2 separate regions of the Homo sapiens genome follow, and region 1 is linked to region 2. A link is an interaction called in ENCODE POLR2A ChIA-PET data of the cell type or tissue named here. Cell type or tissue: GM12878. All regions are shown on one strand. Links, peaks and the distances in the headings refer to the core of each region. The heading gives the core; the rest is flanking DNA. Region 1 overlaps LOC107986635 (a long non-coding RNA gene). Region 2 overlaps LOC107986634 (a long non-coding RNA gene).

Evidence for each region. ChIA-PET counts read pairs that join two places held together with the same protein. Peaks named below come from ENCODE experiments on the same cell type or tissue, not always from the same donor. Only the 100,000 strongest peaks of a DNase experiment are listed, where the experiment ranks them.
Region 1: POLR2A ChIA-PET joins it to region 2 with 6 read pairs; 2 of 35 experiments call an interaction of 5 or more read pairs at or near these places.

The regions. Positions count from the first base shown.
Region 1 is chr6:112,923,340-112,939,205 of GRCh38, reverse strand. LOC107986635 (a long non-coding RNA gene) reads right to left here. Exons shown (of 3, transcript XR_001744307.1): 3 at 1,487-1,612. Among named protein-coding and RNA genes, the nearest start is that of LINC02518, 500 kb to the left of the region's middle. In GM12878, for the core only: no CTCF peak of the experiment used is centred there; no DNase peak of the experiment used is centred there.
Region 2 is chr6:112,794,390-112,810,255 of GRCh38, reverse strand. All of the region lies in intron 1 of LOC107986634 (a long non-coding RNA gene), which reads left to right. Among named protein-coding and RNA genes, the nearest start is that of RFPL4B, 450 kb to the right of the region's middle. In GM12878, for the core only: no CTCF peak of the experiment used is centred there; a DNase peak (open chromatin) is centred at 9,190.

The DNA.
Region 1 (15,866 bases), core at 6,786-9,285, 130 kb before region 2:
ATTTTCCAATATACCAAGTATGGCATCTCTATGGTTTCATTATAATTTACTTTTAATCCTTAATTTATTTTTGCTAATAGTAACATTATTATCTTAAATATGTATTTTTAAATAAAATTCATATAATTGAATGATTCAACATATTATTTGATGCAACAAATTTGGGTTTCTTTGCTGTTCCTTTTTAGAAAAAAACTATTATAGTCACTTATTTCTGAAAATTCTTATACTGTACAATGTTAGCTGTAACTGGGGCCATTTAATCTTTTTCAAAATCAGGGTCCTATCCAAGAACAATAAATCACTCTCATTATTTCAGTCTTACTATATAAATACTAGAGAAATGTTGACAATTCAACCACTGTCTTTCGTAACCCTTTGAGTCACTACAAATAAATAAATACATTGCATGCAGTCTAAACAATATGATTGTAAATTTATGATAAGGGTACATTTTCTTTCTATCATCCTAAATTTTAGAGTTTTTACGTAACATCAATGGTTCACCAAAACTGAAGGTTTGATGAGTGTGTTGAATTTCAGTGAAAATCAAATTTCTTTTCCATATTGCTTTATATTAGATAATAAAGACTTTAAAAGGTTGACTTGGCAAATAATATTATTTGTTACTTTTTATTCTAATGAACAATGGAGATACACTCCCCTGTAATCTAAATGATTTTTGTAATGGTGGAAAAGATGTTTTGTTTGATTTTTAAACTAACCATTTATATGAATAACCATACCAAATATGAAAATGAGAATACAAAATTCTGACGATTTTAGTTTTGCTACAATAATAGATTAGACTACTCATCTGGAGATTTGATTATGTCCATAGGGCTAGAAACACGCACATACATGCATTTACAGAAAACAGAAGACAGAGGCTGTAATTAGCTATTGAAGTGTGACCTCATTATTTAATGCTTTAACAAGGCATGTATCTACTCAGATAGCTGGAATAATAATGATGGTAGAGCCCTCCAAAGCAATGCACCTCATTTATATATCCATGTGGCAGTATCGTTTCAAGGAATACATTTTGAAATAACAGTTACTTAAAAATCTGTAGTTTACAGCAAGGGTTGAAGAGAAGCTACAACTTTTCCAAACCCAGCCTCTCTCCCTACGTATTGGGCCATTCTCACATTGCTAGAAATACCCGAGACTGGGTAATTTTTTTTTTTTTTTCCGAGACAGAGTTTTGCTCTGTCACCCAGGCTGGAGTGCAGTGGCACGATATCAGTGCACTGCAACCTCCACCTCCCGGGTTCAACCAATTCTCCTGCCTAAGCCTCCGGAGTAGCTGAGATTACAGGGGCCCACCACCGCGCCCGGATAATGTTTGTATTTTTAGTAGAGATAGGGTTTCACCATGTTGGCCAGGCTGGTCTCAAATGCCTGACTTTGTGATCCACCCACCTCGGCCTCCCAAAGTGCTGGGATTACGGGTGTGAGCCACGGCACCCAGCGGAGGCTGTGTAATTTATAACGAAAAGAGGATAAATTAACTCACGGTGCTGCAGGCTGCACAAGAAGCATGGAGTTGGCATCTCCTTCTGGGGAAGCCTCTGGAAGCTTACAATCATGGTGGAAGGTGAAGCAGAAGCTTGTAAGTCACACAGCAAAAACAAGAGGGAGAGAGAGGGGAAGGTGTCACATACTTTTAAACAACGAGATTGCATGATAACTCATTATTGTAAGGACAGCATCAAGAGGATGGTGCTGAACCATTCATGAGAAATCCACCCCTATGATCTAATCACCTCCCACCAGGCCCCACTTCCAACATTGGGGGACTGCAATTCAACATGAGATTTGAGCAGGGACATGTATCCAAAACGATATCACCCTGCTTTACTATAGTTATTGTAAAATCATTTTCATGAAGAGGCCTAAAGATGCTTATCATAAAATTAATACTCTTAAAAGTACAATGATACTGAATCTTCAGAATAATTAAGATTTTGGGGGGCTCAACTACACTAGTTTTAACTATTAATTTATGCACCATTTATTTTAACCTGCAATTTTTATTTTTATAGTTGTTCGAAATAATGAAAACTGCTTCTGATGGTGTAAATGATAAATTCCTATACACTGTTTTACTAGAAGTAGTTCTTTTAGCAATTGTATGACAAAACAAAGGACATTTCTTCTATACACAAAAGCTATCTTTTAATCCACAGATTGTTGTTGGCTTCTGAGATACTAGGTACAAATATTTAGCTTAGCCTCATAAAATATCGCCACTGAAATTAGGTGGAGTTCTGATTGATTTAATGCTGAAGAATGTGGTTTATTATAGCACAGGCAACTGAAAAAGTATATGAAATAATTAAAATTGGAATCAGACACACCCATAATGCTCACTAGAAAACAATATAATTAAAACCACACGGATATATCATATGACCTTGACCTAAATGGAGTCAGTCTTGGACAATTCAGCAAGGCCTGTTTATCTTTGCCTTTTAATATTTTTGCTCATCCTTCTTCAGTACTGAGAAGAAAAGCAAATGGCTTATTTTTATTGGAAAGCACCCAAACATCTGTACATGGGTTTCTACTCTACTAACCATCCAACTAGAGCTTGGGTCACTTCCTAAAGTATGTGCAACTCTGTATGCCTGTATGCAGACTCAACAAGGTGGGGCAAAATCTCATTTAATTTAGACAGCATGGTTATGTAACTTAATTAAAAAACTCTTTCAAATATTACATATTCAAGTTTAAACTCTTCTATTTGCCTGTAATTCCTAACGTTTAATGATTGTTTACTTTTAATCTAAACTATTTGTTATGTACTTGCTAATAAAAAAGATAATTCAATTGCTGTTAGTATTTTCCTACCTTCTCTTTCCATCCCATTTTGTCCTCTACCACAAGAGGCCCGATGCACATCCACGCAGACACCACAGCCTGCATGTTCAAGGTCTTTTCACGTCCCTTTAAACGGCGGCCCTGTAGCCATCCCTCAGGCCTAGAGTTGCATATACTCTAGTGTGTAATCTGCCATCGGAAAATGGATCTAGGGAGGAAGACTGCAAAGACTCTGGAACTGAGCTTGGGGCACTTATGCCAGAGTTCCAGGTTCCTGAACTATGGTTTAGAAATGGCAGCAGGCAGTTACAGCCTCTGAGTAAGTTCCCTTGATCTATAAGATGTCTTACCCTCATAAGAAGGGGAAGACCAGAAGAGGATAAGAATAGACTCCTTTAAAGTATGGACGCCCAAGGCAGGGCCACTATTACCTGGGAATATAGAGATACAGGAAATGAGAGTCACAGTCAAAGAGAGAGTGAGCTGTGCCACCCCTTTGGAGAGCTCTAGTGGAGGCAGCTCTGAGTGAGAGGTAGACTGAGCCAGACTTTTTGCACTTAAGCAGGGAGCTAGAGAGAGCAGGATTAAACTCCTATATATTATAGATTGGACTTCTTGCACTTCTTATATTCTTTGTATTTAAGCCCTTAGGTATTGGTTTTTCTTAGTGTTATGCAATATATTTTGTATTTTTCAGCCTATCTTAGCTGTGCTGTAGAGAGCTATCAATACTTGAATCAGTACATTTAAAGGGGTCAGCATCTCCGGGTGCAAGTGAAATGTGACAGAAATAATCAAAGAGAGAGGATATTAGGGGGAAGTGAAATTGAAGAGAGCAAGGTCCAGATCATTCAAACTTTGTACAAAGATAACCCTGAAAGTCCTGAGTTTAATTAAGAGATAATTTCACTTCTCTCACTTAACTTGTAATTTGATTTTTATATCACTAAATTAATCTGCATAAATTTATGATACAGACAATTTCCTAGCTCAAAAGGGATATATGTCTCCCTATTACCCACTATATCCTGTCTAATGCTTCTTTCACTCATTTAATATTTATTCATCATCTACTGTATATCAAGGACTGTGCTAGGCAATGGAAATACAAAAACAAACAAAATAAACTTGGTCCTGACCACACTCAGGATGCAGTAGAGATGCTAATAGGTAAAGATGATAAGTACTGTGTAATCATAAAGAAAAAGAATAGAGTGTTAGGGAGAAAGTAGGAGACAGAGAAAGTAGGAAATGGGAGAAAGCAGGAGAAATAAGTATTGGGGAGAAAGTAGGGGAAGGAGGAAGGTATTTGCCAACTTCAAATAGGGGAGACTACATTTAAGCAAATACATAAGAAAGAGAAGGAATCGACATTCACAAAGGAGGAAGAAGAGTGTTCTAGGAAAAAGAACAGCATATGCAAAGTCCTTGAGGTGGGGTTATTTGTCTTTTGCAGAAGTGAAAGGACAGTGATCCTAGAGTGTAACAAAGAAGAGGGAGAATGATGTTGGTATTGGCCAGGGACCAAATTAGGCAGGATTTTTTGGCAATATTCAGGAGTTTGATTTTCTTTCTCACAACAAAGGATTGTCATTGAAGAATTTTCCACAAGGCACTGGCATAAACTGTTTTATATTTTATGAAACTCTCATTTGCTGTGTTGTGAAGAGTGAATTAGAATGGATCATGAGTTGATCCTAAAGTACTATGGAAGGCTGGAATAGGCCAGTGAGAAACCATATGGTTTGGTTTTATTTCACAATAGAAATTAGGGGAATTAGGCAAGTTTGAGATATATTCTGGAGGCAGAATCTGACCAGTTATGTGAAATTTCTCCACTAAGCTGCAGTTTCATAGATACAAATTTGGAAGAAAATAAATCATTGGGATTTTTCTGGGGAGATCACAAAAGCAATAAAAATATTTACTGACAATGATTAGAATATGAACTACAGAATTCAAACTGGAAAAGAACAGATGGAAAGAGAGGAGAGGATTAATGGATGAAAGGAAAATTATGGGGTCAATAAGTGTGAAATGTGAAATTTGTGGAAAAAGAGTAATAGTGTTGATATGAATCTGTCAGATTGTTTGTTTGTTTGTTTGTCTGTTGCATGCCAAGAAGCCAACTGCATATCCCTTAAATGTTAAAGGGAAAACTATAACCAAATCTTGGATAATACATAGCAAAACCTCATGGAAATTCTAGAAGAGGCTCATGAGATGACTCAGTGAAACCACCACTCATTTCTGTTTATCTTTGCTCATTTGTTTTTCATCAATGTCCAAGAGATAGGCTTTTTTTCTGACTTCAAAGTGTATTAATATATCTCTAATTATCATTCACCCACATTCAGAGGACAGGGTAGATAAAACATATTGGAAAATTAGAGAAGTAACCATGTATCAATAAACCATACAGCTTGAGTAAGAGAGCTAGAGGCCCAAGAGGTTGTAGTTGGAGAGTGGAATGTTAGAAAACTGTGAATTCAGAAACAGCGCAATTTCAGATGACAAGAAGGTGTGATATGGGGTGGGAACGGAGTACTGCAAGAGAAGTTCTTGTCAGGGAATCAAAGCTATTCATTATCTATTGAGCAAAGTAAGAAACAAAGGATTTTTCCTGCCTGGGGTGTGGGAAGAGCTAAAGAGCAAGAATCAAAATGAAGACTGCCAATCAGAAGACCAAACTGGAGGTCATGGAAAGAACAGACAGGGAATTTTGTGGGTTAAAGATGGTAAATTTTTAATCTTAAAGGAGCACTGTATTTTATGGAGCAATGGAGACAAATAAGGAGCAATGGGGACACACAGCACAGGTCTCAGCCCCGCACTGGCCCCAGTGGCCTATCGTTCCCTTTATCCCTCCAGGTTTCTGCATTATCCCTTGCAATTCTCCTATATCTTCTGATACCTTTGTATTTAATCCTTTCGCAAATGAACTCTTGTTGGAATTTGGGTGTATCATTAATTTCCTTTTAGGACCCTAAATGATCCAACAGTTACTCTAAAACATCTTGTTCCCATTTTTCTCTTTCATATATGTTGGTAAATAACAATTGTATTAGTCTGTTTTCACACTGTTGATAAAGACATACTCAAAACCTGGCAATTTACAAAAGAAAGAGGTTTAATGGACTTACAGGTCTACATGGCTGGGGAGGCCTCATGATCATGGTGGAAGGTGAAAGGCACATCTCACATGGCAGCAGACAAGAGAGCTTGTGCAGGAAACCTCCTCTTTTTAAAACCATCAGATCTCATGAGACTTATTCACTACCATGAGAACAGCACAGGAAAGACCTGCTCCCATGATTCAATTATCTCCCACCAGGTCTCTCCCACCACACATGGGAATTCAAGATGAGATTTAGGTGGGGACACAGCCAAACTATATCAATAATGATTAAATGTTGGGTAATTATAAATAACCCAAAACTGTGTATATATCATCTAATACTAGATATGCAGTAGATTGTGCTACCTCCATATTAAGGGCAAGGAAACTAAGGCTCAGGAATGTTAAGTTGTGTAGTCAGTAAGTTGCAGAACCAGTCTGAGTCCAACACCTGTACTCTTAAATAAAATTGCTATACCAATTCTGACAAGGGGAACACCAAGAAGAGAGGGCCTCATCTCTGCCCATAAGGAGAGAAGCATATTTTTGGTTAAAAAATTAATTAATGTATGTGTGTATGCAGGGACGTATGAATGTATGAATATGTATACAGACACATACACCATACACATATAAAACTTACAAGTAATAAGTGATGATTTTCTTGGGTAGATGTAAACAGCACAAGTGTTTAAAAAAAGTGTATGTATTCTAACGAAGAAGGAAGACAAAAGAAGAAAATGGTATACATTCTAAACAATGAATGTTATTTGTTTTTTATCTACAAACAATGTGCCTTGTATTCTTTGGAAATGAAAACTACTAGAGTTTTTGAAACTTTTAGTTATAAAGGATGTGCGTGTGTGTGTCTGTGTGTCTCTGCAGTGTGTGTATGAGTGTACGTGCGTGTATTCTTCAAACAACAAACTCGTTGGTTGGTATAGAAAAAATCCACTTGAAAACTTGCCTGAATTTTATCAAAATAGGTCATGGCTTTGTGAAGTTTGCTTGATGCAAGCAGCATTTATTTTAGAAGTAGGAAGGTTAAGCCATTCTTTGCATATAGATAGTCACACAGGAAAATAGCTCAGTAAATTCAAAGCATGAAGAGCAAAGTTGTTATGATTACATTCTATTTCCATTTCATCTGACCTTACGGTGTGTGCTCATTATTTTCTGCTGCTTATCCAACCCATTCCCTAGTCCCCCTGAGTCTGAGGTCAATGCAATGGCATTTCCCCTCGAGAGCATTATTACCTCACACCCTATAATTGGCTAGTGGAATTAAAGAGATTGTGGTTATGGGAACAGAAAATTCCCCCTTTGACAAAAATGCAGAATTGTCATCGTTTGATTTACTTTTAGCCATTCAAACATTATTCAGTATTACAAGTTAAAAAAACATTATTTTATTATTTTTTCTAAACAAAATTTGAGATGTTTGCTATAAAAGTGGGCTGGCTAAAAACGATTAGAAAATACATTAACAACTTGGAGAAATTCCAGATACTATCAATCCAGACACTTTTGTTGTAGAACAATCCTTCGACATCATTTATAATTCATGGGAGAGTTGTTTTCACATAAGGGAAGTTATCTTCCAAGGTCATACAGAAGAGAGCATACAATATCTGACACAACAGAAACTGACAGAAGGAGTGTTCTTGGGGTTTTAAATTTGTCATTTTATCTGTAAAAACACAAATATGTTTTTTATAAAATAGCCCATTTATGATATGGCATTTCTGTTGTCAATACTTTACAGAAGGTGAGAACAGTAGTTGGTGTATTTCAGGGAAATTTTTGAATCTTTTCTGACGATACCAGAACTAGAAAACTAAGTTGAAAATCCTACCATCCCCAAAGTGCATCTCTTAGGAGCAGAAGCTGAGGTGCATAAGTTTTTCCTTGGTAATCTTGTAAACAATAACTCTTAACCACTGGTGGCAAGGGGATGTGTCCATTCAGTACCATCAAAGACAGTTGAAATCAAAGAAACTGAAAATGGACGTCAGTTGGGTAGAGGCTACCCACTAATGAAATCTAATACAGACATTGATAAAAATAGCTTTCATATTCATTGAAATTGGATAGTTCATATAGGCTTTTTTCAATTATATTTTAGATTGTTAAATAATTAGGTACTGTTACTTCTGATTACTTGGCAGAATGCAAATAGAAATCTTACATACATGCCATGCCCTAGAGAGAAAGAGCAGGTAGAAAGGAGAGGAAGATGCAGAGGGACAGGGAGAGGGAGGGAAAGGGAGGAAGAGAGAGAGAGAGAGAGAGAGAGAGAGAGAGAGAGAGAGAGAGAGATTAGGAGATGGCAATGCGCAGTGCAGCTAACATTCTTGTAGAATATTGAATATTTAGCATCCTTCACACTTTCTGAACACCAAACAAGATTTCTGGGGTCAAGATTATTCCAAGTACAGACTTCCCTTTGTTTCATTCTAAGGCTTAAAAAATGGCCTTTTTTTCTTAGGACAGCAGCATTCCTGAAGGCTACAAACACAAGAGAAGGGAAAATGTTCATGAATCAAATCAACCAAGTTGTGTTTGTGTGTATTCTATGAACTGTAGACAATGTGGAAGAAACAAGAAGTGTATAAGGGACTATTTTGAAAACTGAAAGAACTGAGCTTTCAGATGCCAAGAACACCAAAACATACAAGGCAACTAGGGATCAGCCGGAGCACAAAGTCCAGTGAAATCTAAAACCTCACTCTTCGGGGAGGCTGAAGACTTGATCCAAATTGTACCTCACTTTTCACTAACATGCTGGGCTCCTCTACCTTGGGTAACTTTAAACCATATGGACCTCAGCTGATTAATCTATTAATGAGGAATATGTTCTAGATTAGGGATTAGCATGCATGCTGGAGTCTTCCCTGTTCCTCCACCCACACCACCAATAGGCTTGGATGGTCACACCTTTTCTTGTTGAATCTAAAAATGCTGCATGTACTCTGTTTCATGTGTATGACAGAAATATAAACAGGAAGATGGGAAAAGAAGGTCTTAAATTATAAACTTTTATGGTAAACAAACTGGTTTGGATTAATCTTATCCTAAATCAACTGGTTTCTTAATATCTACTATGCATGAAAATAACCCTGGAAGATTTTCTTTTAAATAGCAGTGTTCAATTCAAGCCTTATCTTCAAAACTCCAAATTCAGTTGTTTTGGGGACAGAACCTGAGTATCCCCTTTTTGAAAAGCACCTCTCATGAATCTTATGTCCTGAAAGGGTTAATAACCATTAATTTGAAGGGGGAGTGGACCTAAAGGGATCAAAACAGTCACACTGGACAATACTTCCCAGGTAAGCATAACAAACAGAAGAGAGAGAGGGAAATACCAGGAGAGCTTGCTGTGGTATGTCTCTGTGTAGGAGGAAGGGATTTTGTTGGGCTTTAAAGGTTTAAGCAGGATCTAAATAAATATTGAAAAGGGGGGAGAGAAAATTTCAGATTGAGGAAGCAGAATAGATAAAAACCACAAAAATGAAAAGCAATGTCATGAGCAGAAAGATGTTAAGGCTGCTCATGTTGTGAGCTATGAGAAATTAGATCTGCTAAGTGTAGGGAAGATATTGAAATTGACCAGCTTTTATCCTTTGAAGGTTCTTTGAATTGTTCCTATGCAACTGACGTAGGAGTGTTACAAAAGCATTCAACCTAAATTTTAAGTGACTGAATAAATAAGTTTTAAATACTTATAGAAAAAAAATCAGTCTTTTGATCTGACCAACAGAGAAGCCCTTACTCTAGTAGGAAATGCTGGTAACTAGAAATTCTGCTCTTCTTGTTTAGATCCTAGAAGGAAATATAAATTGCTTCTGAAAATGTTTTCCTATGAAACCAGTGTAAGAATTCCACAACCAGTGAAACATAATTTAACTTAGTGCTAATGTTAGAGAAAACCCATACCATAAGGGTTCTTTCTTTTTTTATAACAATGTTGAAACCACTGGGGCAGAAAATGAAATTATTTTATACATCATTATGTCACCATAAAGGCTAACAGAGAGCTTTATAGAATGTGAGTATTCAGTACATGTATGAAATTAACAAAATATAATCAGTTCAGGGTCCCTCTGTTTTCTTTTCCAATTACTGCTTTTTTGTTTTCTAGCATTTGAGTTCTCATAGCTGCATCTTTTTCCTAATTAAAGCCTTTTTGTTTGCTGTTTTCTCAGCCAACATAAATCATCCATCCAACAAGCTTCTCAGTTGAGGAAACATTTCTCATTTAGGATACATACAGTTTAGGATACATTTCTAAAGTTATTTGTAAGATAATATGAGCTCTTAAATAACTTGAGAAAAAAATCATTTAACATGATGTAAAGCATGATAGATATACCTAGACCATGAAAAAAGAGCTTTACACATAATTTCTTTGCTATTTAACTTTGGGTTTTCTAGGCTGCTAAAAATAACCCAGGCACACCTGTGTTATTAATTGATACTTTATACTGTAGAGTTTGGGTTATACTGTGTTTCCACTTAAGTGTTGATGGCTAGGCAGCTGCTTAAATTTATCTGGTACATTTGAATGATTTCAAGTTAGCAGCATTTTCCATGATTAGCACAGTAATAATAATAGTAACTCATGAAATGTAAAGCTCTTCATTTAGTTCTGTCAGTGATAGATCATTATTGTTAATCTTGGCCTTTCTGCTTCCAGTAACTGCCACACAAATAAGAGATTGCATTAGGTAATAATAATAATAATAATAATAATAATAATAATTCAACAGAATCAATGCTATGCATAAGCATAGAGAAGTTGTTTCTCAAACATTTGCTACTCTCCCTTTTATAGGCAAGCTGGAAATCATATTTTTTTTCCTACAGGCTGTAAACATTCATGAAATGTCTTAATGTCACTCAGTATCCTCCAATTTATATTTTTTAAAAAACATATGTTTATGAACCCAAAACTGAGAGTAATTCAGAAGTTTGGGGTTTGGATCAGAATAGGCCCAGACAGCTGGTGTCAGCTTGGAGGGTCTCCTAAAGAAGGCACATTCAAAGGAAAAAAGTTTGTTTTCATTGTGAATGGATTCCACTTAGATCAATAATTTCTCAGTATTAAACTAAGCCAAAATTTTCCACTTCTCATCCAAATTGCTGTTGGATTTTTTTTTAAACTCATCCATCATCTTCCTATCTCACATAATACATTTTCGTTTTATTATGTATTCCCTTCTAGCCTTTTAACCAGTAAGTTTTTTAGTCATATGCTATGTATATATGAGTATTCTGTAAACACAAATATATTTCTTTGTATATTTAGGAAATAATATTAGCATTATTTCAATATGGCAAAGAAAGAATGTCCAGTCCAACTAGCCATCTGTTAGACTAGATGTTTTTATGCTACATCCCTGTAGGGATTGTCTGAGTCAGGCATGAATACTCACAGTGATGAATAATTCACTACCGCTGGAAATCTTTGGATAACTAATTCGTATTTGAAAATTCTCTCTACAATGTAGTAGGATACTTTCTGCATATCGTTCTCTCTCCAGTCTTTAACAACATTAAGATAGAGTCTAATGTGTCTTCCACATGCTAGTGTACATGCTAGTCACACTTCTTGCAGTAATTCCTCATATGACATAGTTTCCAAATCTATCCCTTATCAAATAAATTTCTTCAAGACATTATCTTTCTAATTACAGAAAGATGCATCTATTCAGAGATGCAAGTATTAGAGTATGTAAGCAAAATATGTAAGGCAAAGTATTAGCTTGGATTTTTGTTTGGTTTTGTTTGTTTTTGGTCTTGTGTCCTTCTTGTTGACTGTATCAAAGTTTACCATTGAATAAAATGACAAGTTATGTAGTTTGGATGTTTATCCCAGCCCAAATTTCATATTGAAATGTAATCCTCAATGTTGGAGGTGGGGCCTGCTGGGAGATGTTTGGATCATCGGGGCGAATCCTTCATGAATGGCTCGGGCCATCCCCTTAGTGATAAGTGACCTCTCACTCTCAGTTCATGGGATATCTGGTCCTTGAAAAGTGTGTGGCACCTTCCCTCCTGCCCCCACTCGCTCTCTCTCTGTTTTGCTCATGCTTTTGCCATGTAACATGCCTGCTCCCCCTTTGCCTTCTGGCATGGTTGTAAACTTCTCAAGGCCTTCCACAAGCCAAGTAGATGTTGGCACCATGCTTCCTGTAAAGCCTGCAGAGCCGTGAGCCAGGTAAACCTCTTTTCTCTATAAATTACTCAGTCTCAGTTATTTCTTTATAGCATTGCAAGAATGGCCTAATACAACAAGGTTGCTAGCCAGTTGAACAGATACTGTTAGTTGTTCACCATAACTCGTGTTCACTACAACCATGGTTTATTCTTACCAGTTGAATTTCTAATGTATTCAAGTATCTAGCATGAGAGAAGATATCTCTATCCTGAACTTAAGGTTAAATCAGAGTCCATGTTAATTATGATGATTTGTTTTCCTTGTCAGAATTGATTAAGGAGTAGCCATGTGACCCAGGTCTAGTCCATGAGATGTGTGAGAAGCCTGCTGTGAGGGAGTAGGGAGACAGGCTTCTGAAAAGTTTTTCTTACAAGTGAAAAGAGAACACATAAAGGAACAGATTCTGTGGGACACTATCTTATCTGCCTGTGATGGCTGGAAATATGACAGCCTTCTTGTAAGCATGAGGTGGATTGAGCAGATGACAGACAGACACACAGATGATGACAAATCAGTTCTTTTTCATTTGTTTTTAAGGTTATTGAGATACAATTTAAATAGAGTAAAACTACAGATACATAAATCTATGAGTTTTGACAAATGTGTATAGTCATATAGCAATATCACAATCAAGATATAGAATAGTTTTATCACCCCAACAAGTTCCCCATGCCTCTTCATAGTCAATCATCTCTCCCCAACCCTGACCATTGGTAACCACTGATATTTTTTCTGTCATAGTTTTGACTTTTTCAGATGTCATATAAATAGAGTTATATAGTATACAGCCTTTGAGTCGGGATTTTAAAATTTAGTATAATAAGTTTGAGGCTCACCCATGTTATTACCTAAAACAGTAGGATGTTCCTTTTAATTGCTGAGTAGTATTCCATTTTATGGACGTGTAATGTGAACATTGGTTCTTAATGGTATTCAGCCACAGAATTAACCAGATTGAAAGCCATCCTACTCTGGGACACATTGATAGGTGAGATTTTTTTTCTTTTAAACTATTTTGGTATTTTTTGTCCAACTCATTCTAGCTGATATATCAGATTGATCCATTCTACCACAAATAATGTCAAGGATTGAGTTCAAATGTAAGATAGCATGTTGATTCCTGCTGAGCATTTCACCTAAATGCTGAGTCATTCCAAGTAAGTTTGTCTAAAATTACTATCTATAGCCTGTTCACTTAAATTCTATTTTAATAGATTGGGCACACAGTGGCTGTCAAAATTTGTTTTGGCCCTGATTTTGTCATTTAATATGTATGCTATTCTATTGAGTTTATCCTGCTATAGTTTGGGTGAGCCTACCATCTTTTATTTTATTTATTTATTTATTTATTTATTTGTTTGTTTGTTTTTTTGTGAGAGGGAGTCTCGCTCTGTCATCCAGGCTGGAGTGCAGTGGCGTGATCTTGGCTCACTGAACATCCCAGGTTCAAGTGATTCTCCTGCCTCAGCCTCCCGAGTAGCTGGAATTATGCCACACCCAGCTAATTTATGTATTTTAGTAGCAAGGTTTCACCATGTTGGCCAGGCTGGTCTTGAACTCCTGACCTCAAGTGAGCCACCCGCCTCAGCCTCCCAAAGTGCTGGGATTACAGGCGTGAGTCACCGTGCCCGGCCGACCATCTATCAGCTAATACAACATATCTCTATAACAAAAATTACTTACATTGAAATCCAAGCATATTGTCTTTCATTATATTTTTTCTTTCTTTTTAGGCAATGCATTTACCCTTCTCAATAGAGATGAGCATATTATTCCAATTGTTTTTAGATTTTCCCCAAACCTATTTTTCTCTTTGGAATGCTTGTTCTTAATAATGTATAGAGCTAATCTAAATTAATTATTCTCCATACTAATGTTCAATTATTTGGGCAAAATTTAAGATGTTTACACTCTGCTAAATATTTTACTTATATTCTCTCAGTTAGTCTTTACAATTATTATCTCAACTGTACAGATGAGGAAACTAAGGCTTAAATCTCACATCACCCAAGGTAACATGCCTTAAATAAAATTATCTACATTCAAATTTACAAAATGTCAAACAAATAAATTATTTACAACAATGTGTTTTCCTTTTCAAATATGACTTTTGTAGCTATAAGGAGAAGGTTTAATTTTATTTCATTAATTTCTCAATATTTTAAAAAATAAATATATCAGTCTTCTACATTAAAACCCAATGGCTGCATTCAGTATAAATGTATTTATATGATTTTGTGTCTATTTCATATTTTGCAAATTGTTCTAGCTAAAAGCAGAGTAGTATCAATACAAATGATTATCTATACATATGGTGGCCCCCTAGCATCTAACAACATTCTTCAATAAGCCTCTACATCTTGTCACTCATGTCCTGAAATACAGGTCTATGTCTCAATAGATATAATAGTTGTATGCAGCTGCTCTGCCATTTGTTTTTCCTCATAGATGGAATATTGAAGCCCCAAATCATATACTAAAAGGACACTGACAAAACAGAGAACCTTCTGCAGGCACTTTACAAAATTTCATTTATGACATGATACAACACCATGAGGTTATTTTCTAAATCATCTGTTTAAGCAAGGGCATCAGTACCCTTTCATAGCAAGACATAAAGCAGGTTGCCCTGGAGAGTTCACTGGTATCCCTGCCCAGTGGCCATTTTCCCACTAATTTGCTTTTACAGTCAGTCAGGGTATTCAGTCCTGTCTCCATTAATCATCTCCAGGGGAATGAGCCAACAAAGGTTATGATGCTCTGTTTTAGGATGTCAGTTTTATTTGTCTTGAATAAAAAAAATCTCCTAGACAATTAGCCATGGCAATTCCAAAGCTGACAATTGGAGGCCTTTCTTCAATTTAGGAAAGAACCCTGGGAAATGACAAGAAAGACCACAAAGTAAGGGAATTTCCCTATTCTAGTTATGCTGAGACTAATGTGAAATGTGTACAGGAATATCTCATAGACATTGTGGGTTCAGTTCCAGACAACCACAATGAATCAAATATTGCAATAAAAAAAGCTACACAAATTTTTCGGTTTCCAGTGCATATAAAAGTTACACTATAGTGGCCGGGCACAGTAGCTCATGCCTGTAATCCCAGCACTTTGGGAGGCCGAGGCGGGCGGATCACGAGGTCAGGAGATTGAGACCAACCTGGCTAACACGGTGAAACCCCGTCTCTACTAAAAATACAAAAAATTAGCCGGGCATGGTGGCGGACACCTGTAGTACCAGCTACTGGGGAGACTGAGGCAGGAGAACGGCGTGAACCCAGGAGGCGGAGCTTGCAGTGAGTGGAGATCCCACCACTGCACTCCAGCCTGGGTGAGACAGCAAGACTCTGTCTCAAAAAAAAAAGAAAAAAAGTTACACTTTAGTATAGTGTGCGATAACATTATAGCCAAAAATGTACATACTCTAATTAAAAACATTTTATTAAAAAATGCTAATGATCAGCTGAGCCTGCAAAGAGTCCTTATCTTTTTGTTTGTTTGTTTTTTGGCTGCTGAAGGTTGAGGTTGCTGTGGCACTTTCTTAGGATAACAATAAAGATTACTGAATGCAATAGCATGCAATGCATTTTGATAACATTTTACCCACAGCAGAATTTTTTTTCAAAACTAGAGTCAATCCTCTCAAACCCTGCCACTGCTTTATCAGCCACACTTACGTAAATTCTAAGCCATTTATTGTCA
Region 2 (15,866 bases), core at 7,795-10,294:
GCCAGGCATGGTGGCACACACCTGTGGTCCCAGCTGCTCAGGAGGCTGAAGCAAGATGATCTCTTGAGCCCAGGAGCTGGTGGCTGCAGTGAGCTATGATTGCACCACTGCACTTTAGATTGGACAAAAAGAGTGAGATCCCATCTCTAAAAATAAAAATAAAACAAATAAATAAAATAATGGATTTGAAGCATTCCAAAGGCCAAAGTGTCTTAAACAACTGAGCACACTCAGTTGGTCTTCTGGCCTCAAAGACCAGATTCCAAGCACAGGGTCATGTTCTTGAAGTAGAAGTTCTGAGCCTTAACCCACGGCTCCTGCTTTTTGTCTGTGCAATCTTAGGCAAGTCATTTAGCCTACTAGTTGACCTCCTCATCTGAAAACAAGAGTAATGCCTACAAAATAGGGTTGATGAAAGCATCAAATAAATATATATGTAGGTGCCCTGTGATGCTATTAATTACATAAGATCTAACAATTAATATGCTATTAAAATTATATTTAATATGTCAAAGCAATTCTTGATTTTCACATGGTTATCTATCACTACAGTATTTTTTAACTATACTCTCTTCTGTATCACTCATTTATATTTTGGAACAAGCAATGAAAGTGGCCTGACACTTGAACATTAATGTTCCAGCCCTCCATTACATGCAACATAGCATTCTTCTTCATTACCAACATATGCAGGCTGAAAGGCTTACTATGTACTTTATATTTTATCTTTTATAGATAGCATTTGTAAGTAGAAAAATTGAATCATCCTAGAGCAGTTTATGACAGCTTATTTGTTTTCTGCTTTTTTGTTTTTTGTTATCTCCAGTAACACTCTGATTTCATGCCACACTGAAGCATGATTTAGCATATTCTTTGTAGCTTAAAAGTAGCTAAGCACCCTTCCCTCCCACTATCGACCCCAAAGCTAGCTGCCATTTTTCAGAGTCAGCCAAAAGTGTGATGAGCTTGCAACAAGCAGGATTCAGAGAGATAACATCAAAGAGTATACTCAGCATTGCTGCACTGCATAACCCAAAGAAATGGCAAATGGCACATGAGCAGGAACTAATGGCTGATGTCTTATGGTGCATGACAGTGATTTTCCAATTGTTGGCCACATGGGTTTGGAGGTTATTATTTGGGAGATACATTCCATCCATACACAGAAATTATAATTACTGCATTATTTCAGTCTCAAATTATTTAAACCAGCTTTATTTGATTTGCTTTTCATTTCTTCTGAGTTTATAAAATAGATAGTTATCATAGATAAGTGTATGTGCACAAAAGTACATAAATAAAAGAGAGAATTAGAACCATTTTCAGATTCTATTTCTACACTGGTCAGTACATTAACTCAACACTAATAGTTTTCCAATCTCAGGACAAAAAGAAAAAATTTTATACTGAATTTAAATGCCAGGGTTTTTTTTCTCTCTTGCAGTGAAAGTTTTTCTGTTGGCACATAAGGAGAACACAGGCATGCCTTCTGTAATGAGTGAATGCAGGAGGATTCATTAAAGCATCTTTTATCAAAATTGAACACAGTTTCAACATTCACAAAATTACTATTAGTGGACTTATGGGTTTAACTCCTCTGAGGTAAATAAGCACTTTGATTCCATTTTAACTGCGAAAACATTTGCTAAGCGAGTCTACGACACTTCTATGGATAGTATCTGCTTCATCTCCCTGAAGCTTCTGGGCTATATATAAATCTCTCTTTTCTATCATTTAGTGCTACATAAAATAATGCTAGTAGTGTTTGCCTGTCACTAAGTAATAATTTTAGAGAAAATAAAAATCAAGATAAATGTAAAACATACTCGAATAATTTATTTAGGAGAGGAAAAATAAATGTTACTGTACACCTTGTTATTTTAGGTCCTCCCAACCAGCTCAACAATTGCTTTCAGTCTTTCACTGTCACACACACACACACACACACACACACACACACACACACACACCAGCCTCCTCCTATCTTGATAATTTTATTTTAGTTTGCTACTTAATTTGAAGTATTCAATCAATGGAGGCTAAAGAATGTTTATGTGAGCTGGTGATTCTAATGCATACTTGATTTCTATTTTTATGGAAAAATCTGGACAAGTCACAAGTTTCAGGTTTCTCTTTTATGAATTGAGTTTAGCAATTCTTTTGGCTAACTTACATATCCTGAACTCTGTTACAGGTTTGTACACACACACACACACACGTTCCACATATCACAGCAAATTTATTAACATACACGAATTATTTTTTGTAATTAGACTATTATTGTTATTAGCATTCTTTTAAAATATTCTTTTTTCATTTTGGAAATAACAAATTGCATTATAAACATTTCAGAAAAGGTAACATAAAAGAATTACCCATAATTTCCACAGACCAACCATTATAATCATTTTTATGTTTCTCCAATCTGAGACTAAAACTTGGATCTCAATGTCTCCAAACTGTATTTTTTCTGCTGTGCCCTCATCCATATATTCTAGAATTTCAGCCCAATTTACATTACCAAAGCCTTCTCAACTTATCTTTGAAACCATTGAAGAGGTCTTACAAATATTCTCAAGCCCCAAATTTGGGTAACCAGGAGGGATTCCATAGACCCAACAGTTCCTGGTCTGTGAGATGGCTGCTTTAGAAATGCACCATTCCCCTCTCACATTGACACTATTGCCATTGAGCCTGTTTCAAGCCTGCCAATAGCCGAAGCAGAAAAATACAGCATCACTGTATAGCTGACAATGCTTCCTGCTATTGCTGTCAAAGTTTCTGGCATCAACTTTGCTGAATCCACTCATGCTGATTTGCACTCTGAATCTCCCAGAGGGATTTTAGTAAAATGGCTAGGATTCTAGATTCCTCTTCCAAGATTAAGCATAAATCCATAAAGATGGGGCTAATAGCATTGAGGATAGTAGTGTTGGTGATGATACTGATGACCAAGCTAGTCATCATCAGTGGTGCTATATACAGAAGTAGCCCTTCCCTCCAGCATGGCCCACTGTCCTTGAGCCTCTTTTCCAGTTTAGGCAATTTGATGCCAGGCAGTATTTCAACAAAGGCAAGACCTATCAGAACTCTCAAGTAAGCACAAGTTAGGCTCATATCAGGACACTCCATTCTGTTGTATTCCACTCAGGAATACCATGTTCCAAGCACTGGGCTTGGGGCTAGGAATACAAAGTAAATAAAGTAGTTACAGTTTTATCCATACGGAGTTAATTATAGTTTTTGGCGGGAAGAGAAATGGTAAACAAATATTGGCAATATTGATAATGAATATCATAGAAAGCAAAGTATAGGCTGCCATGCGAACCTATAGAAAGAGGATCTAATGTCAGGCATAAACTGCAAATCAGCTGTCATGTGTGAGTGTGTGATTGTGTATGCATGTGGGGGGTGTGTGTGTGTGTGTGTATATATATACACACACAGTCCCATGTCCCTATTTTGCCCCAGGTATGACCATGCCATCACATAGAATGACTTCATGAATTTCAGTTGCCTACTCGGCCTCTGAAGGCAGCTGAGTTGGGAGTCCAGACCTAGTGAGTCAAAGAAGACATCACAGATGTAACACTTTGAGAATGAGGTGGAATTACCCATAAAATATGGGTGTGGGACACTGGAAAATAGTATTCTAGTAAGAAAAAAAGACCTGTATATACAACAAATAATATTCACAAAAGTGTCAATAATAAAAATCATTTCTATCAGTCTCAGGCACTGGTCTAAGTACTTCATACGCATTTTGTAATTTGGTCGTTATATCAATGACATAAAGAAAATACTATTATTGCTTAACATTTTAGATGAAGAAACTGTGATACAGAGGTCAAGTATGCCAAAGTTTATATACAGTCAGCCGATGGTTGTCTCAAGATATAAATTCATTTTTGTCAACTTCAGAGCATGAACTCTTAACCACTAACTACACCAATGTTTTTCAAACTGTGGGTTCTGATTCATTAAAGGGTCATGAAATCAATTTAGTGAACCAATTGCCAAGTATTTTTTTTTGTAAATATAATAGAAAGAAATGGATACAAATAATAGAGTGCATTATAGCTAAAAAATATTGTTTGGTAAAACTTTTGTTTCAGTAAAATATGTGCATGAGGGTAATGTAAAAGGTAACTTAATTTTTTTGGAGTCAATAATGTTTGAGAAAGACAACATTATTCTTATTGACTCTCCAGCTCTGACACAGAAAAATAAAATGAAGCCTAATGTCACTGTTGCATTAGAACAAACAAAGGACTATGAAAGATTTTTAGAAAGGCAGGTGGGACGTGCATGATGAAAAATTTTGTAGGTTGTGCTATAAATTTAAATTTAATCTAAGGGCAATAGAAAGATACTAAAAGATTTAGTTAAGAGAGCTATGTGGTATGTATTTTTCAAAGATCATTTTGAAATGAAGTGAAATAAAAAACAGAAATATTAGTAAGGAAAACATTTTAATTACCTGGAGAAGCAAAGTGATGGCTTTGATATAGGTGTGGCAGTGAATGTGGGGAGAGATGGAAGGAGGATAGAGGTATTTTGGGGGAAGAACTGACAAAACAAGTATAGGATCATTTGCTTTGCTTTTATTTGTACCTTGTTAATTATAGATCCAATTTTTAACCTGCCCATTTGTCTAACCATGAAAATTATTTGATATAGTAAAATATTATTTAAGATTATTTTTAAAATATGTAATATTCAGAATCATTAATTATAATTTCACAACAAAAGTAATGTAAACTAACTTTAAGAAATAAAATATGCACAAAAGAGTTTGTGTAGTAAAAACTAGAAATCAACCCTGAAGAAAAATGCTTGCATAAATGACACCTGTATTAACTATACGTATTATTCCTTTCTCAACTAGGTTGAGATAAAGGCTATATAGCTGCTCTGCTTTATGCAAAATCACTTAGACCTGATGTTCATGGCTGCATATAGGTTTGAATGGAATCCGAGACCAAAATTACAATTCTGTCTGGTAGTAACTTATATTACACTAACTTTAGTTCAAAAAAAAAACCAAACACCTAATTTTCTAAAACCCAAAAAAAGTGAGAGAGAAGGAGAGTGAGAGAAGAGAGACAGAAAGGAAGAAGGAGTGAAGAAAGGGACTGAAGAAAGGGAGGGAGGGAGAAAGGGAAAGAAAAGAGGAAAAAAGGAAAAAAGAAAGGAAACTTTGTAAATAAGTCTATTATTTTAAGGCCAAAAAGGTCAGTACTAACCTAATTAAATAACTTTTTGTTTTATCTTTTTTTGGTTAATTACTTAAATGCATGCTCGTATTTGCCTATATGGAACCAAAGAGCTTCTCAAAATCCTAAGCGATTTATATATCCTTAAAAAGCTTGGTTACTACACTTTATCCAATATAATTAAAACCAAAAATGATGACTATGCAATTTCTAGAATAGGGATAATAATACCTATATCATGGGCTTGTTCTGAGTACTGGGCGAATTTATGCTGCTAAAACAGTTTCTACATAATTAGTATTACGTAGGCATTTGAAAAAGAAAGGAAGCAAGGTAAGAAGGGAGGATGGTTACTCATTGATATTTCTATTTCGAGAAATATTTTCAGGAAAAAAAATGTAGGTTTGTTTATTTAAAAGATGCATTAACAATTGGAAGGGGCTGATTTTTATCAATGTGTTTCCAGAATTACAATGTTTTTAGTTTAAAAAAAAACTGTAGAAAGAATATTCGTACTGCTTCATCATTCTTTAAGGATAAGCCAGCACCTGTTAGCACTATTGGCAACATTGTTTGCACCACCCATTTAGTATGCTGATAATTGATCCTGAAGCTCCTTACACTGGAAATACAATCTGCATGCCTAGAATGACCCTCTAGTTCCATGACTGTTTCACTAACTGAAATATTTTGAGTTATAAAATTATTATATTTTAGTGTATTAATCATGTTTAATACATTTATGTGGAAAATATGTTATCCACTTTTATTTCCAAAATTATTTTTGTCTAAGGTTTTTTCCTTTGTAAAAATAAGATTCTCCTTGTTTTTATTTACATTATGAGGCAAGAAGTCATACTAAAATAAAGACAAAGTAGAGAACTTTCACATCAAAAAAGAAAGTTTGATAAATGAGCCTGACTAGAAGTAACTAGTTTTAAAGCAGTGCCTACTGCTTCAATTTGAAGGAAGAAATAATGAATAAGTATCTCTATATGTATAAGTACATAAACATATTTATGTATGCATACACACATATATGCACATGTTCGCATTATGTGAATTTATATTAAAATTAGTCATTCATATTTGTATTAGTCTGGACAAACATGCAAATATAAATATACATATATAATCATAGATGAAATAAAAATGATAGTATCATGTAAATAATCTATACTTGCATAAAAACCATAAAGTGTTTTATCTTGAGATGTCAGTGAAAACTTAAGAAGTCTCAGTTATGCAGATTTAGTCTATCTTATTTTTTAAATTAAACACAAAATAATAATAAGCATCATCATTTTCTGAGTGGTAGTCATTATCAGGTATTTTACTAGAAGTTTTCAACGTATTACCACATTATATCCTAAAACAATTCAGTGATCTAGGTAAAATTATTTCTTTTCAAGGTAGAAATAGTGAAGACCCGTAAGTTACAACTGAAGTATAAAGTCTCTCACCCTAATTTTAAAATATCTCATATTTTGCATCATAATGGATATAGCATTTTTTCAGGCAGAGCTATTTGAAAATCCAAAGTTTATTGTCTTTTCTTCACAGTTGACTCCTGTTGATGATGATGATGAAAGCGTCCTCTACGTTGTCTTCTGTTGCATTTTGTAATTGTACTACATATACCATTTTATTACATGCAGGTCCATTATCTATTTTTCTGTACCAAATAATGCATCACACTTTTACATTTGAGTATCAAATAAATTGCCACATGTAATGATATTTCCTTGTGGATATGTCTTTCCTCACCCAAAATACTGTATTTCCAATGTGGGCCAGAGACTATAAGCTATAAAGTGAAGTCTATAGCAGCTAGGTCAATGCAAAGGACACAGGTGTTCATTAAATACCCATTGTCTCATAAGATTATCTGTCAAGAATGTTACCAGAGGCATATAATAGTGTACCCAATCCTTCAGCATGAAACAACTTAGTAACTTTGGAGTACGTTTATTTAATCAAATAAATCTCTCTTCCCCTCAATGTTTAAATCATTTTTCTATTTAGGTATTAGTCAAGATTAATGGTATAATTTGTAACATTCATTAGCTTAACAGATAGACTTGGTGAAGATCATAGAATCATTGATTTATACAGATATTTTCCAACTCCCTTAACACATAGTATGTAAATATGAAAACTTTATGTAAAATACGCATCAAAAAATTGTACTTCTTGGTATTACTTAAAAAACAAAAGTCATTACTCTAGAGTTGGTAAAATTTAATACATAAATTATCAATAAAGGGCAATTTATCACTGATAGTTTTAAGTCATCATATAATGTAAGATTAGCTAAACAGAAATAACTTAATTAATATTAAAACTTGTTCACATGTGCTCACATATAATATATTAAGAGATACTTGTTTAAACATGTATTTTTGGCTGAGAGATCATAAAGTATATTTTTCTACATTCAAGGAAAGGACAAAACGAACAAATAACATTATTAAAGATGAATGGAAATTTTAGATAAATGAGAAATTCAATGTGAAGTAATTTACTTTGAGTGAGAATAACTTTCATTTCTGTGTAGCTACGAAATCTCAGAGGTCTTCTGATGAAGAAGCCCTTTAAAACACTGCTGCCTTTTCTAGCATGTTAAATGCTTGGACATAACCCAAAATAGTCCACATCCCTGTAAACTGAGAACAGGATTCATCATATACTAGGAATGCAGGAAAATGAGGCACAGAGGAGGAAAACACATGTGGGATTTCACAGGGCACATTATGAGTCTAAGTTGCTCTTTGTATTCAAACTTAAGATAAAAATCCAGAGCTTATAAAATCAAAAGGCCTGATACAATAACAAAAGCCATGAAGGGATTTTCAGGCTTCTTCCAATTCTGGTATATTGAATCAGTTCAAATGAAGAAGATGGATATTTAATTGGTTAATCCTTGAGTAAAATTTCACTTTTATACAGCTCAAATTCTATAGATAGAAAGTAAGGGGAAAGGCCAAATTTTTATTTAACTGATACTGTGCATGATTAAAGGAATCACTGAAATGATAAGCTTGACTTTATAGATTATTCATACAAAGATAAGGCAATTAGGCATAAACACATACATATAAGTGCACATTTTAGTCGTTCTCTCCCTCTCCCAACCCTCTCCCCTCTCTCTCTCTCGTGCTCTCGCTCTCTTTTTCTCTCTCTTCCCCTCTCTGTCTCTCTCTGTGTCTGTGTGTCTCTATCTCTAAAACCTGTATAATGAATCTTAGAACTATTGAAACTGTAGCTTTCATGGATTCCAGTGCAAACATGATTGTTTATAAACTATTTTCCCTATTATTTGTTTTGGGGACTATGTTACAGAGGGTTGAGTTTGGTAAAAACATAAACTTAGATACAGCTTTACTGTTATGAACTGCTTTCAGTGTATCAATTTCCAGAATCAAGGAAGAAATACAAGCTTGCTATAATGCCTGTCTTCCTGAAAAAGGCCTTTTACAGAATTTAACTAAACCTGACAATAATTTACCATATCTTCCTGAGTGAAATTAAATATAAGAAAAAAGCCCCTCCTGAAGAACTGCATTGCATAGTTCACTTTTTTAAGGAATTTTAGATGTTGATCATTTATCCTAAAATGTTTGCTTGAAATATTTAGTTCTTTTGAATGGAAAAAAATTACTTATTCCCTTCTTTATATATAAATTAGTCTAAATAGAAATTACATAAAATTTCAAAAGATTCATTCAAATCTTTGTCTGTTACTTTTTGTTATGAACAGCAATTTTTTAAAAAGTAATATAATAATTTTGCATTCTGGTTATTATTCAATACAGAATTACCTATTACGTGTTGTCTCTGGGGAAGTATAAAGAAGAAAACATCATTCTGAAAGTCAAGACCAAAAAAAAGAAAGTAGAATAAACTACCACAATTCTTTTTCTCAAACATTTAGTTACTATGTGTTTTGAATTATATCCCACAACTTCCTCTCAAATTAACTCCCTCCCTGTGGTTCACTTATTTGTCCACTCATAGAACAATTTTGAGTGTCTCCCATGTTTTATGTGTTAAGCTATTGTCTGAGTACATGGAGATTAAATGAGTGGTAGGCCTCACCCCCCAAAACATCTAGCAACTGTAGGAGACATTTAAAAACTGGCAATAAGAACATAATTGGAAAGGTGATCATGGTAGAGGCCCATAGTTACAAAATTTCTCAAGAGCACCTCACTTTATCCAAGAAAGTTAACAAAGTCTTCAAAGAAAAGATACAATTTAAAGTCTTTAATAGCAATTATTATTCAAGAAGTTTGAAATGTAAATTAACAAAAAGATACTGAAATGACTCAAAGGTGCCAGAGAGTATGCCTCATCAGAAAACTGCAAGAATTTCTATAAAGCTGGTTAAGAGTGATCTCTTGAGGTTGTAGCAAAAGATTAGATGGAAATGTAAGTAGGGTACAGATAATAAGGGCCCTGGTAAATATCTAAAACTTTGGACTTTTACCTAACTTCAAAAAGGAGCCACTAAATGATTTTAAGCATGTGTTAATAAGACTTGCATTTTAGAAATATCACTCTCACAACTATGTGGCTGATAATCCGACTGGGGTTGGGGAAATTAATTAAAAAGCTGTTCTAGTATTTTAGAGAAATAAGGCAGGTCTGAGCTAATGAAATCTAGTTGAAATGGGGAGCAGAGGAAAGATCTGAATGCTATGTGGAACATAGAGAAGATGGGACTAGGTGACAGATTGGATGACATAAGAGAAAAAGAAGAGTTTAAGATTACCCTCAAATTTCCAACTTGGAACTGAATGAATGTGATATGATTCTTTAAGATAAGAAATACAAGGTTTGGAAGTGAGTTTGGGTTGAAATATGGTGAGTACAATTTTTGAAATATTATTAGGTCTGAAACAGTTTCATATAACTAGGTAAAAATGTTGATTAAGAAACTGAAAACACAGGTCTAGAACTGAAGACAAAAACGTCAGTTGGAGGGTGAGCATCTGTAGTTGATAAAAAATATTTTTGTGGATAAGATCTGTGTAGAATATTCAGAACAAAATAAGCAAAAAGCTACCATCACATTACATTTCAGTGTGTTAACTATACATTAAATTTATGTCAGAAACATTTCTTAAAAGAAAGGCAGAGAGAGAATAATGAACCCAAGCATTTGTTATATTGATTTTCCCATTGAGAATATCAGAGTGTATTGATATGGTCATTGACATGACCCAAGAAGGAATAGTTTTAATTTCCATGTCTGTTAAGCCAGTACCTAAGCTCTCCTTCTCAGATGTTCTATTAAAGGTTCAGTGTCTGTCCTTTTATGTGTGATTTGGATTACCCATCTGCTATTTTATATAGAAGCAGAAATGAAATGGAGTGGCAAAATAACTTGTTGAAGTTCATCTGATATATTCAGATGAAAATCAGGCCTAAACATTAAATAAGGTTGACATTACATTTATCATTATTGTGAGAAAACAAAATGAGTGAATCATATTAAATACTGCAATGTATCAGCATGTATATTTTAAAGGCCCCAGAGAATATGACTTGGTTATCTTTGGCTAAAATAAATAACAATAGCAAAGTCACTCCTATGTGCTCAACAGTTCATTTCCTTTTGTTCCTAGGAACAAATTAATCTACATTTTCCAATGTCTTGCAGTTAGATGGGCTTGAATGATTAAACTTTGTTTAATGCAGTGTAGGCAAAAGTGAAGTAAGTCACTTCCAAGCAGCATTAGTTTCCTGTTGCTGCATAAGAAATTGCCACAAGCTTAGCAACATTAAAAAATACAAATTAGTCCCAGCGTGGTGGCTCACGCCTGTAATCCCAGAACTTTGGGAGGCTGAGGTGGGCAGATCATGAGGTCAAGAGATCAAGACCATCCTGGCCAACGTAATGAAACCCTGTCTCTACTAAAAATACAAAAATTAACTGGGCGTGGTGGTGCACACCTGTAGTTCCAGCTGCTTGGAGGCAGAGGCAGGACAACTGCTTGAACCTGGGAGGCTGAGGTTGCAGTCAGTGGAGATCGCGCCACTGCACTCCAACCTGGTGACAGAGCAAGATTCTGTCTCAAAAAAAAAAAAAAAAAATACAAATTAGGGTGGGTGCAGTGGCTCACGCCTGTAACAGATCACAAGGTCAGGAGTTCAAGACCAGCCTGGCCAATATGGTGAAACCTCATCTCTACTATAAAAATAAAAAAATTAACCAGATGCGGTGGCTCACACCTGTAGTCCCAGCTACTCAGGAGGTTGAGACAGGAGAATCACTTGAACCCGGGAGGCAGAGGTTGCAGTGAGCCAAGATTGTGCCATTGCACTCCAGCTTGGGTGACAGAGCAAGATTCTGTCTCAAAACAAAAACAAAAACAAATTAGTTATCTCACAGTTTCTTTAGGTCAGATTTTGGGGTGTGGCATGACTGGATACTCTGCTCATTATTTCCCAGGATATTGACAGGTTAGGGAGGTGGTGCCTGTTGTTCTTATATGGGGCTCCAGGATGTTTCACGTTCTTTGGTTGTTGGCAAAATTCATTTCCTGAAGCTGGAGGTTGAGATCCTAATTTCCCTACAAGCTGTCTGTCTGCTTCAGATTGCTCTCAGGTCTTTGTCATGTAGACCCTCTAGCTTCAATTCTTAATTTTCATTCTTCTATCTTAATTTTTTTTTTTTACTTTTTTAAACTTTAATTTTAGGTTCAGAGTACATGTGAAGGTTTCTTATATAGGTAAACTCTTGTCATGAGAGTTTGTTACACAGATTATTTCATCAACCAGTTATGAAGCCTAACACTCAATAGTTATTTTTGCTGCCCCTTTCCCTCCTCCGTCCTCAATTAGGCCCTAGTGTCTGTTGTTCCCTTCTCTGTTTTAATGAGTTCCCATCACTTAGCTCCGACTTATAATTGAGAACAAATTGTATTTTATTTTCTGTTCTTGTGTAAGTTTGCTAAGGATAATCGCCTCCAGCTTGATCCATGTTCTTTTTTGTGGCTGCATAGTATTCCATGGTATATATGTACCACATTTTCTTTATCCAGTCTATCATTGATGGGCATTTAGGTTGATTCCATGTCTTTGCTATTGTGAATAGTGCTGCAGTAAACATATGTGTGCATGTGTCTTTATAGGAGAGTGATTTATAATCCTTTGGGTATATACTCAGTAATGAGATTACTGGGTCAAATGGTAGTTGTGTTTTTAGCTCTTTGAGGACTCACCATACTGCTTTCCACAATGGTTAAACTAATTTATACTCACACGAACAGTGTATAAGTGCTCCCTTTTCTCTGCAACCTTGCCAGCATCTGTTACTTTTTGACTTTTTAATAGTAGCCATTCCGACTAGTGTGAGATGATATCTCACTGCGGTTTCAATTTGCATTTCTCTAATGTGCAGTGATCCTGAGCTTTATAAAATATGCTTATTGGCCACACGTATGTCTTCTCTTGAAAAAGTGTCTGTTCATGTCCTTTGCTCACAAACTAACTAATCCATAAAATATCTCATGGGTATTCCATTCACTTTCTCTTTCCTGCCTTCTGGCAGATGCAGAAACCCAGTGGAATCCTCTGAGGCCTTGAAAGATAGTGGACCCACCAGATGGAAGGACCATAGGTCCCTAAATGAGTATCGCTACCATCTACTCTCCCATCCCCCACCTTCTTGCATTGCTCTGGGAATGAGCAAGAAATAAACCTTTATTGCATTAAATTTCTGGAGTCTTTGTTACAGAAGAAAGCCTATTTTGGCTAATACATAAATAGGTATCAAATTATAATGGGACAATATGGTGATATATATTAAGAGCTTGCTGTTTTGCTGTTTTACAGCTTTTTATGTAGTCCTTCCTTTCCCTCATAATTAAGGTAGCATCTCTCACTTTCTATATGTGGTGGCCTCGAGCACAAAGCTTGATTTTGAGCCAAGCTAAATAGATTTTTTAAATTAAATGCGGACAGTAGTTTTAAGATTAATGTGCTTTTGATGTGCAATATGCAGCCTTTATAGAATAAAAAATGTTACTCTTGGAATTACAGATAACTGGCCTCTGCATATCAAGAGCAAAGTTGTGAGGTTCAAGATACAGGCTATGAATCATGCATCAGAGATTAGTGAAATACATTAGTTTTACTCACCTAAAAGGAGAAAAAGTATGATTGCAGAGGGAAGGAGGAAGATAGAGGGGAATGTAGTGTGATACTGTCTAGGTTTCTGGGAAGTAGAGAGACCACATCCCTGGAGAAAATGAAATCCTCATAGAGAACCCCCTTGTGCCACAGGAGGTTGAAATTGTCAAGAACTACAGCTGATGGAGGTGCTTAGGTGCATGCACCAGAATCAGTGGTGGAAAAGCACCTGACAGTTCTAAAGCATTCTCTAAAATAATCAGCTGGCTGACAAATTTGTAGGAACTGAGAGTGAGGACAGGGACCCATAGCACATTGGAATTTGACCAGTAGAGGGTAGGGCTGGGAAAGTGAAAACACAAGCCAATGCTGAAGACCAGGCAAGATCAATGACACCTTGGTGGAAGCTGCTAAAAATGGATGATGGCACTCACTGAAGACCCTCCCCGGGAAACAGAATAATATGTTAAGTACCTCCCCCATCATAATTTACATCACCTCCAGGGAGAGGGGGAGAAAATAAAGGAAGAGAAGAAGTACAGATTAATTTAATTTGAGTCTTCATTTTTAACCTGGAAGTCACTAGGCTTATGAATTGTCAATATCAGACTTTCCACAACTAGCTGGACTAGAGGCCCAAATAGAGGCCCAAATTGAGTCACTATGGAGAAACACGTAAAATAACATCTATGAAGACAAGATGTAATATTTTCCCTAAATGACTTGATGGAATACTTTTTAATTTATGTATCAATAGCTACTGATATTAAAAAAAGAAGGAAGAGAAAGAAAGAAAGAAAGAAAGAAAGAAAGAAAGAAGAAGGAAAGAAAGAAAGAAAGGGAGGGAGGGAGGGAGGGAGGGAAAGGGAAAGAAGAGAGAGAGAGAGAGAGAAAGAAAGAAAGAAAGAAAGAAAGAAAGAAAGAAAGAAAGAAAGAAAGAAAGAAAGAGAAAGAAAGAAAAGAAAAGAAAAAGAAAGAAAGAAAGAAGAAAGAAAGAAAGAAAGAAAGAGAGAGAGAGAGAAAAAGACTTCCCAAATAAAAACCTTCTTAACTTAATAAAGGAGACCTACTGAAGCATAGTGATTTTATGGCTTCCTATTCTTCTACCTAACTCTTAAATGTTCCCTTAGATTTTATCCTCTGCCACCTTTGTAGCATACTCCAAAACCCATTCTAAAGAAATCTCATCTAGTAGTGGTGTCAAGAAGATGGTGGAATAGGAGTTCTTTGGCTTCACCCTGCAACCTCAGAAATCCAACTAGCAACTATCCACAGTCAAGGCTATCATTGTAAATACCCCAGATCTTAGAAATCAGACTGATACACTCTCTTAGACTATAGAACCAAGAAAGCTGCTATTGAATGATAAAATGAATAGCTCTCTTTGACTGTGCTACCCCTCCTCCAAGCTGGCACAGCACCAGATAATTCCTCTGGACTCTCGGTTTCTACAATGGGAAAAGTGAGTTGGAGGCAGACATTCTGCTCCCCCACTGTTCTAGAACTGTTCATGTGAGGCTAACTCCTGTCTCATTCCAAAAGAAGCATTAGAAATACTAGCAGGGCTAGACTCCCTGGGGTCAGTTAGAAAAAAAAATGAAAGTGGGGCTCACAGTGACCAATGCACAGTTCTTGGTGGTTTTTCTACATTCCAGCCAACAGCAATGCCACCCCAAATAACCAGCCAATAGCATTGCGCTGAAGGAAACATGGTTCAGGGGTCTTTTAGAATTAAACGCCTAACCAATTTTCCCACAGAGCCTGGATACTCTCATTAGGTCTTCCCTAGAGCAAGAGGTAGCTATAGGTAAGCAATTACCCATAAAGGGAACATCTGAACCCACTCAACTCAAGAGGGTGCTCCAACTAAGTTCAAATGTTTCCATTAAGTATTCAAAGCATGGAGGCAATTGCAGGTCAGTAATTACCCACAGAGGGAGCATCTGGCCCCACTCAATGCCAACCACAGTGTGGTGGCTTTACCAAATCTTAGTGCTCTGCATAGGTATACCCTAGGCCAGGAGGCAAGCCCAAGTCTACACGTATCTGTGGAGCATAGCCTCTGGCCCTGCTCATGTTGTGTGGCCAAGCAGCAACCTAGAGACCTCATCCAGCCTCAGAACCCATCACATAGAAATGCCCAAGTACAGATTCTAAATAACAATACCACCCATTCAAGGAAGACAGCCTGCAACCCTGCTCAAACAGAGATGATTAGAGACCAGCCAGCATTCCCACCTGACAACAAAGTTCAGTTAGTGGTTTTAATGGACCATGGAGCACAACCAGCAATACCATTTAACCTCAGATCACAGAAATGATCCAGCCCAACTAGAAAATCTGACACCAAAGTCTGCTTTTTCATGTTGCTACTAGTCAACCCATACAAAATCCCAGGCTAAACTAAATAGTAAAGGCCTATCACCACCAAAGAACATCTGCAAAGGCCAGAGAAGACAGACATTTATCAAATGTACAGGCATAAATTCAAGGACACAAGGATTATGAAAA